Regions from separate parts of the Homo sapiens genome. Here region 2 is linked to region 1. The links are chromatin loops, found by intact Hi-C in ENCODE. Cell type or tissue: Caco-2. All regions are shown on one strand.

Region 1 (5,000 bases):
TTCAACTACCTTACATTCTCAAGGGGTTTCAACAAATCCTCCTGTTAAGAAAGTAGTATTGCCCTCACTGGAAGGTGTGTGTGTGTGTGTGTGTGTGTGTCTACGTGCACGTGTACGCCCAAGGAAGATCCTCAGTTCGATCTGAATTTGCCACATCTCCAAGCTTTTTTGGAATTCCCGGCTTGTGGGCTGGGTATTGACAGAGAGGCAGCACAGTCAGGGTAGGCAAGGGTAGAGCAAAACCATTTAAAACACGCTGGGAAGCTCAGAGGCTTGGCAAGGCTGGGAGGTGTTTAGAGTAAAAACATACAGCAATTATGAACCATATCTACTGTTTCAGGTATGGATGTTATCTCTGGGTCTCACTCGCCAGGCTATGGCAAAAGGCCCCACAAAGCTTTCATCTCCCAAGCATGTAGAAAATCCCTGCCTGTGTTGTTCTTGGGAGGGAAGGTTTGGCTAGGAGCAATTTTTCCTGAAAAATCAAAACAACTCCTCCTCAGAGTGGGCCCAGCTTCCAGGTGTAGCCTGGGAGCTGGGCATGCTTCCCTGAGCCTGGGTGTGAGTGTGAAGGCTTCTGGAGTCAAGAGGGGCATCTGAAGGTCAAACTCCAGGGAATCCAAACCTCTGAGCCTGATTTACAGCTTGGGCCTTAGGTCTCCTCCCACTCAGCCCACAAGAACCCCCCAATTTCCTTCTCTGCGAGCCAGCACTCCTCAGAGCTGCGAAATGAGATCTAAGGCAGTGGATTTTTCTGGCCTTATGTATGGATTTTCCCTGAGAGGATGGCAGAAGTGGTTCTTGAAAATGTGGGCAAGAGAGTATCATGGTGACTCAAAAAACAACAAGCCTGGAACAGAGCTTGGAGATCATCTAGCTAACACTCTTATTCATCTTTTCTTCTTTCTTTCCCTTCTTTTCTAATATTTTCTCCCCTCCTCCCCCTTCCCCACTTCCTTTGCCTTTCATTCCTTTTCTTGTTGTGGCTTTCAAATAAAATCTTATCTAGAAACCCAACATATGAAACTTAAAAATAAAACTGCTCCAGGTAATTTTGGTGGGCAACGGGTTCTGGTCTCCCTTTCTGAACTTGCCTCTTATAGGACCCCCGTAGAGTCCTGTGAATCCCCTCTTCGTATCCTGGACTTCACAGATAGCAGTTTGGATACCTCTAGGGGGGTCCAATATCCTTATTTTGTGCATGGGGTAACTAAGGCCCAGGGAGGAGATGGGATTTATTAGAAGTCAAACAGGGAAATAAGGGAGGAGTTGGGGTTCTCCAGGGACTTTCTTGGCCTTCTAGGCTTCCTTCTGGTAACCTGTATTAGATCCCATGTCAACCCTATGTAGGCACAGTCTTGCCCTAGGTTCTGTAGCCAGTAAATGCTGTTTTTATTAAGGAAAACATCAGTGGGGATTTAGGAAGCCCTGGGTCAGTAGCTCCAGGAAATGAGCACCAAGCCAGCCTGGCCACTTGCCCCCTTGGCCCTGGTGCTGTGGCTCCTCTCCCTGTACTTGGAACCTGGGCCCAATTCCATTCCTCCTTTTCCTGAGCCTTGCCTTTATAAAATCTCTTGGAAGGGGCCCTACTACTTGTTAATGTATACTTAACTTTCTTCTCCTATTCCCCATCCAACCAGGGCCTGGCCTGCCCTGAGCCTGGCCCAGGTATGAGAATGTGTACCTGCTCCTAGGCCCCCTGACCCCAAATTACTGCTTGAATCTCTACTCACCTGCCTCCAACCATGCTGACCATGTTCAGCTGGCCCTACCTTTCCTCACACAGACCCTCTCCTGGCTGCCTTCTCCCTTTGCCTGGACTTATGTTCTCCTGACAAGGTGCCTGTGTCCACAGACTTGGGCTTCCTGTAGCCTTTTGGGGAGGCTACGTGGCGGTGGAAAGGATTGACTGACTTAAAAATGTTCTGGGTGGCCAGACACGGCGGCTCACGCCTGTAATCCCAGCACTTTGGGAGGCCGAGGTGGCAGATCACGAGGTCAGGAGATCGAGACCATCCTGGCTAACATGGTGAAACCCTGTCTTTATTAAAAATACAAAAATTAGCTGGGCGTGGTGGCAGGTGCCTGTAGTCCCAGTTACTTGGGAGGCTGAGGCAGGAGAATGGCGTGAACCCGGGAGGTGGAGCTTGCAGTGAGCCGAGATCGCGCCACTGCACTCCAGCCTGGGTGACAAAATGAGACCCCGTCTCAAAAAAAAGAAAAAAAAAATGCTCTGGGCCAGGCCAGGTGTGGTGGCTCACACCTGTGATCTCAGCACTTAGGGAGGCCGAGGCAGGTGGATTGCTTGAGCATAGGAGTTTGAGACCAGCCTGGGCAACATAGGAGACTCTGTGTCTACAGAAAGACAAAAAAAGATGTTTTAAATTAGCTGGGCATGGTTGCGCATGCCTGTGGTCTCAGCTACTAAGGAGGCTGAGGTGGGAGGCTGCAGTGAGCTATGATTGCACCACTGCACTCCAGCCTGGGGGAGAGTGAGACCCCTGTCTCAAAAAATAAAAATAGAAAGTTTTAGGCCTCCCCACCCCCACGGCCATCTGGCTAGTGTAGCCACTCTAAATCACACTCTCACAACCTACTCCTTTCACCTGCCCGCTCCTGGATTTCCTGTCAGAATTTTACAGGATTCTGCTCAGCAATGCCCTCTTCTGCCTGACCAGGAGAGCTCTGAGCAAAACACTCATGGACTTATTTGCAGAGACTGTAGCCATTCAACCAAGCCCAATCATGTCACAGGGATTTCCAATCTTTTCCCTCTCCCTAGATACTACAAGACCCACAAATTCACAAATTCTGTCTGAACCAACTCCAGTCCAAGTTTGTGCCCAGAGCCTTCCAAGGAATGTCTAATTCTGAGGCCTGAAATTCCATGGCTGTTCCTTTTTCTGCCCCAACCCTGCAGCCTTCACCCTGTGGAGAGGGAAGATCCAGCCTGTTTCCAGTCCCAGAAAGCCCTTCCATGGTCTGCACATATAGGCCCAACAAATGCTAGAATTAGATCCCCCAGCCCACTGCCAGAGGCCAGGGAAGCTGACCTGCTTCCTCCCTGGAAGAGGGTAGAACAAAAGGAGCCTGCACGTGGCTTCTGTCTGTCCTCGTCCTCCACGACCCCGTGCTACCCCCACACTCACAGCCCTCTTGGAGCTCCCCGCACCCCCGCCATCCACAGTGCCTCCCCCAGAAGATGGGCCCAGGCCTGGGTGCTTTCCTGCAGCCCTGGACCAGAATCAGCCTGATCTATGGGCTAGGGTTTTTGCAGCCAAAAAGCCTAAATCTCTAGACCCCAGTCCAGGAAGCCCCAGACCACAGTCAGGGGCCGTGGGAGGCTGAGCTATGAGGACAACCAAAACCCACAGTGGGATCTTGAGGGCTCCGGGGCTTCCCTGAAACATAGCTGTGAGTGGTGGCGCGTCTTGGGATGAGTAGGGGCAGAGCTGCTGGTGAGGCGGGGGACCTATCTACCCCCACACCTGGAAAAGGAGGAGTGTGCTCCATATGGGATTCTAGTCTTGGCTCCAGATCTAGATATTCAGCAACGTTTCTGGCTTAAGGGTACCCTAGAGCCCATATCCCCTAGTGTTGAACTGGAACTTATATCATCAATGGCTCAGGCAGATAAAACAAAATCTGACACAAAGATCGCAGGGGCCCGGAGAGCCTTAGAGTTTGTAACACCTGCTTTACCTCCAGGAAGACAGCCCTTTCTCCGGAGTCTCACCCTGATCAGAGCCTATTACAGGCGTTCCCAAATGCCCACTGGGATCCACGCTGCCCTCAGATGAGGCTGTGGCTGGCTGGGAAGCTGCTCGTGCTGTGCAGACAGAGCCTGAGTGAGACTGACGTTGGAGTGCCGCCCAAGAGAGGGTCCTTTGCCATGGGAAGATCCTGGAGATTTGTCCTGGCTGTAACAGTTCCCTGTAAGAGCCCTTGCAGTGCAGAAGCCAGGAAGAGAACTGAGAAGGTCAAGCCCGTCAATTTCACCCTCCAGGCTGGCAGTGCTATTGTTACTAGGTTAGAGGTGTTTCTCCTGGAAGCCCCTAGAACCTTCCTGGAGAGTAAGTACTTGGCAGGTGGGGAAGACATCCACCCACCTCTATCCCAGCCTAGCTTGGAACTCTGCTTCTGACACCCACAGACTGATTTTCTGATCCCACACCCAGTGACCATAAGGCCCAGGAGCTCAGACAGAGGAGATCTGGGCCTTGACATTGTATAGGCTTGAGCCCACTTCATCTCTCTCAACCTCAAGCCTCATCTTGAAAATGGGGCGATAACAGCACATGCCTCACAGGGTTGTTGGTCTTTAGCTAAATGCCAGGAAACTTTCTCAGAAACAGTAGACTTCAGTGCCGATTTTCTGACTCTAATTCTGAAGGTTAATCCTGGGGAGAGAGTACAGGCTTCACAGAGTCAGCACAACTGTCCTCTGGGTTTTGCAGGAAAGGCCTGGAGAGTCCCCCTGGGTTACTTTTAAAGATTACGTCTATATGATGCATTCTATTCTAGAGAAATGTGCTGGGTTTTAACAACTGGGACATGAGGCTGGAGGCCAGAATTTTTCCCCTAGGTCTGCCCCAAAGCTGCTGAGTTAGCTGCTTTGTGATTCAAAGTTCCAGTCCAGAGAAAAATACCAATTACTTCTCCTCTTTACAACTCACCGTATGATAACAAAAATCTTTCAAAATGTATGAAAACTTACAGTTTCTAAGTCCTTTTCACACCCAGGATCTCCTCCGATCCTCACAACAATCCTACAAGGTTGGCAAGCCAGGATTTTGTCCTCTTTTCATCGGGGAGCAGCCTGTAGCTCGCTCAGGAACCTACAACCCCTTGGCGACAGAGAGGCAGGCCCAGAGTACACATTTCCTACTTGCATCCACTGTTCTTTGTCTTTCTTCTTTCATTTCAAACTGAGACATTGATTTCGAACTTTTGCTACAGTCCTGTCTTTTGCAGTGTGGTTCATCACCTGCATTCAGCAT
Region 2 (5,000 bases), 260 kb before region 1:
GAGGCTGAAGCAGGAGAATGGTGTGAACCTGGGAGGCGGAGCTTGCAGTGAGCCGAGATCGCACCACTGCACTCCAGCCTGGGTGACAGAGCAAGACTCCATCTCAAAAAAATAAAAAATAAAAGTCAGGAAACAACAGGTGATGCAGGTGATGGAGATGATGTGGAGAAATAGAAACAATTTTATACTGTTGGTGGGAGTTCAACCATTGTGGAAGACAGTGTGGCAATTCCTCAAGGATCTAGAACTAGAAATACCATTTGGCCCAGCCATCCCATTACTGGGTATACCCAAAGGATTATAAATCATGCTACTATAAAGACACATGCAGACGTATGTTTACTGCAGCACTCTTCACAATAGCAAAGACTTGGAACCAACCCAAATGTCCATCAATGATAGACTGGATTAAGAAAATGTGGCAAATATACACCGTGGAATACTAAGCAGCCATAAAAAAGGATGAGTTCATGTCCTTTGTAGCGACATGGATGAAGCTGGAAACCATCATTCTGAGCAAACTATCACTAGGACAGAAAACCAAACACCACATGTTCTCACTCATAGGTGGGAATTGAACAATGAGAACACTTGGACACAGGGTGAGGAACTTCACACACCAGGGCCTGTTGGGGGTTGGGGAGAGGAGGGAGGGATAGCATTAGGAGAAATACCTAATGTAGCTGACGAGTTAATGGGTGCAGCACACCAGCATGGCACATGTATACATATGTAACAAACCTGCATGTTGTGCATATGTATCCTAGAACGTAAAGTATAATAATAAAAAAATAAATTAATTAGTTAATTAAAATTTAAAAAGTCACACTATTAAAGTTAGAAGACATGCCCTGAATCTTCCAGTCAAAATTCCTTGTTTACAGATGGGAGAAAGAGTGAGGAAGGGTTTTGCCAATGGTCACATAGATGTCAAATATCATTTACTGAGAAAATCAGCATAAGAACCCAGGTCTCTCTCTTTTTTTTTTTTTGTTTTTTTATCACTCAAGCCAATAGTTTTTCCACCCTTTTAGTTCTGTTATTTGTCTTCTCCACTGTTATTCAAGGCTATCTCAGGCCAGAAGCAGAGGTTTGAACTCTTTTCAGATGAGAGCATTTTTGAGACTGGGACCTCATGTTGAACTAAACTCACCTCCACGTTGGCACGCACGTTACTTCCTCTTCCACTGTATAATTTTGCCGTTGGATTAAACTCATGTGGTTGGTGCTAAGGCTTTGACCACAGGCACATTTGAAGATTATACTTATTTCTGGATACAACCTCCTTTGCCTCCAAACTGAAAGGTTGGAAGGATGACGGGAACAAACTCAAGTCAAGGGATTCCAAATGGTCACATCTTATGACCACAGGCTTTATATTTGGAGCGCTACCATGATTAATGTGTCCTCGTTGCCATCCTAAGACTTCCATCATTTTCTTCCATTGTCTTTCTGACTTCAGCTCCGTTGCTACTTCTGGGCAGTTATAGGTTTCTAACCCAATAGGGCAATTTCAGTTTCCCCCGCGTTTTCTACATAAGTTGTCCTTTCTCCACATATTTGTTTATGCAGTTTAAGTCTTGCCAGATTGTTCTCTCTACGTTCTAAAATCTTTCCAATTTTGAAAGTCTTAGATCAAGTACTACGCAGCTGAAAATGGCTCTGCCTCTTTTATGGCATTTAATATCTACCTTGGATTATAGTTATTATAACGACCATAGATACTAAAACTTTGAAAAGAATAACAATTTGAATTCCTTTGTCCTATCCCCATAGGACCTAGCATTGCCTCTTTCAATTAATAAATGTGTAAGGAATAAATTATTTTGGCATATTATCCCTTGTCTTTTAAAAGTTTCACAGGAGTCCCTTTGCAATCAAGTTAAAGGCTATAAAAATTTAACATCTAGTTGTGTTGGCAGAGTTGTCAGCATTTACTTCAGTTTATCAAACTTCAATATTTATTTAAATTGAAACCAATCAGCCATTTTTTTCTATGCAAATCACAAATCTCATTTATTAATGCCTTCCCCTCCCCCTTTCCCTTACTACATCAATAGGAAGATTACATCTTGACATGATAAAAGGAGACAAGCTTTCGTTAATGTTAAGAATCTGCTCCATGGCCCCCTTTGCCCAGAAAGTCATGAATTCTGATAATCAAGGGGCAGTTGCCTATGTTATTTTTTTTTAAGTTTCTAGTTAATTATTTGCTCTTCCTTATTTGCATTTTGAGATGTAACAGTAGAGCAGTTTACCCATTCTCTCCTGAAAACTATGAGTCTGTTTCAGACAAATTACTATACTAGGCACCCACCCTCAGTGGAGGTGCAGGAGACTCTAGGCCCGGAATGGGTGAAATACCAGAAGTTGCATTTGAATATAATATTGACTAATTAGTCAGCCAGAAATGAGAGCTCTAAACATGCTCTTTTTGTGTCATTTACTGCATTTGTGGAGCATCTAATTATAAAGAAAATAAGTATTCTTCATTGGTTGCTAGTAAAGCTGCCACTGAAGGGCAAAAAGACATATAGCAATCATTGTTTAAATAGAAGCGCTTGAAAATTTTCCATTAATTTTCGTGTTTGCATTTTGAATGCTTTCTTGCTCACACTTGAGGTATCAAACTGAACAAGTCTGAACTGACTGCGTAAGAATTTAAGCAAGAACTGGGAGGGGTAGAAATGAGGAAGCTATTTGCATTCCTGGAAGACAAAACTCACGTTTATAATCTTTCTTGATACTAAGGCAGTTTGTTTCCCAAATGCTATTTATGGTGAGCTTTTTGTCTTCAAATGTTTGTTATAAGACTCTTTTTTTTTTTTAATCATCCAGTGCAGAAGTTCATGAAAGAAAGTGAAAGTGCACCCATACCCCCATTCATTTTCCAGAGCTTACCCTGTTTGGTACATTATCTTGTTGGCTCATGTTTTGCTTGGTTTTGTTTATGCAACTTTTTCTTATTAATTTGTTGTTGTCGTTGGATGGAGTTAGGGAGGGTTAAAGGACTGGAGTAAAAATGCTATTTATCTTTACCCCTTCTTCACTTACAGTGTGTGTACGTTGATGGAGGGGGTGGTGGGGATAGAGGGTGATTTTACCTGCTCCATTTTTGTTTCTATTTGCTGCTACCAGCTTGCTTCTTAACCCTGGGCAGAGGCTGCCCTGCAGGCAGGAGCAGAATAAGCTGTCTGTGCCCTTCCTCTTCCTATACCTTTGAAGATTGGTGCCTTTCACTGTTTTCCAATCGCTTGTTCTTTCCATAAGCTCGTTCCCTTCTCTCCACTGCTTTGACAACACCTTTTAGAGTTGCTCCTGGAGCTGCTGCCAAGACAATAGTATGTTTTCTCTTTTAAAGGTCTAAACCCTGGGAGGAGAGGAACTGGAGGAATTGAGTCAATATAATATACGAATCACTTTATATTTTACTATCTATAATTTAGTTTTTGACTTCCATTTCTAAGGAAAAAATTGTTTTCTTTTATTGTTTTTTTTTTTTCTGTTTCCATTCAGCACTCGTGTACTGAGAATCCCCAAGCTATATTAAGTCCCATTTGGGCCATTAATGTGTGTGCAACATGGTCTGTCTGTTCCAGTAGAGAAAAAGGCATATAAATAACTTTCTTATCACTGGTTATATGCTTTGAAGGAGTACAAATTAAACAACCTGTGGAAGTTCAAGTAAAAGAAAGCTTATTTCCAGTCACGAGAAGTTAAATGTGAGCTGGGCAGATTCATAATAGAGAAGTACCGTTTTTTTGTTTGTTTGTTTGTTTTTAACTCTGAGGGCCCTGTGAGCTTGGTCAATTTACATCATCTCATGAATGACATAGGGCCCTATATGTGGAAACAAATAACAACAACAACAAACCACTGTAGAGTCATATCAAAGAAAAATGAAGGTGGTATTCATCCACATCAATATTAAGATAAATTATTAAATATTTATAAAACTCTTTGACAGTGTACAGCCTCTATAATTAATCAATGTAGCACTTTCTCAATACTTCCCCATTTTAATTAGTACCAACATCAATCATAATTAGGCTCATGCTTTGGTCTCTCTGAGACTTTTAAAACATTATGGGTAGGGGGCATTTTTCAGGATTCAGGTATCAGCTAAGAGTTCATTTAGCCAGTAGATCGTGACCATTCTTCCTCTCCCTGAAGCTATGATTCTGGATACTGTGGCTCTTCCTGCTCCTCCAGACATAGAGAAAATGGACAAGTTTCTCCTTCCCCATTTTGAGTGCATGATGTGAAAACTTAGCTTGTCCAGCCAAACTGGAGGAAGGAGAGGCGGGACTTATTGGAGTAACTGAAAAGAGAAAAATTGGAATATGAGCAGTACCAATACTCAGTCTCTTAAGGAAGGGTAGAGTCCCTTTCTTTCTGTCTCTGTAATTTTTTTCTTTTTTGTTTTTTTTTTTTTCAAAGAAGATTGCATAAGATTCTGTCTCTCTAGGAGATGACTGATGAAATATACCCCCTGGGTCATTTGCATCTTACTCCTTTGTAGTGTAGGGAAGAACATTCCAAACCCATTATAAGCACTTACTGTTGTTGGGCATGTCATAACAAACACAATACCTTTCTGGAATATACTGCTGAGCCCTTGGCTTTTTGCTGAATTTGCCTAAAAGCCCTTCTGCCTATTGAGTGGCCACATTCTGAACTAGTTATACTTGGTTAAGTTTTCACACAGTACACTCTGGGATACTAGGGTTGCAACAATTTAAAAAAGAACATAGATGGAAGCTTTATATCTCAAAAGCTCCTACCTTTGACTTCCCTGACAATTTTTCCTTCTCCTGCTCTTCAACTCTATGTTTCCCAACTTTGTTTTTGTAAACACGAAAAGTAAATTTTTTACCATTTTGTGCCTAATTCCTCTTCTTTCTCTCTTCTCTTTTTACTCATCACAGGAATGTCTTAGCTTTCCTTCCTTCTCCAATCTGCCTTGGGTATAGAGTCACGCCTTTAAATCTTTTAGCATA

The links. Hi-C counts contacts between places; a loop is a spot of excess contacts. Peaks named below come from ENCODE experiments on the same cell type or tissue, not always from the same donor. Only the 100,000 strongest peaks of a DNase experiment are listed, where the experiment ranks them.
Region 2: a loop joins it to region 1, with 4 times the contacts of the local background. A loop is called at or near these places in 1 of 110 quality-filtered maps.

Annotation. Positions count from the first base shown.
Region 1 is chr3:188,926,688-188,931,687 of GRCh38, forward strand. No RefSeq gene overlaps it. Among named protein-coding and RNA genes, the nearest start is that of TPRG1-AS1, 18 kb to the right of the region's middle. In Caco-2, no CTCF peak of the experiment used is centred here; a DNase peak (open chromatin) is centred at 2,624.
Region 2 is chr3:188,669,471-188,674,470 of GRCh38, forward strand. The region is part of intron 7 of LPP (LIM domain containing preferred translocation partner in lipoma); the gene reads left to right. Among named protein-coding and RNA genes, the nearest start is that of MIR28, 17 kb to the right of the region's middle. In Caco-2, no CTCF peak of the experiment used is centred here; no DNase peak of the experiment used is centred here.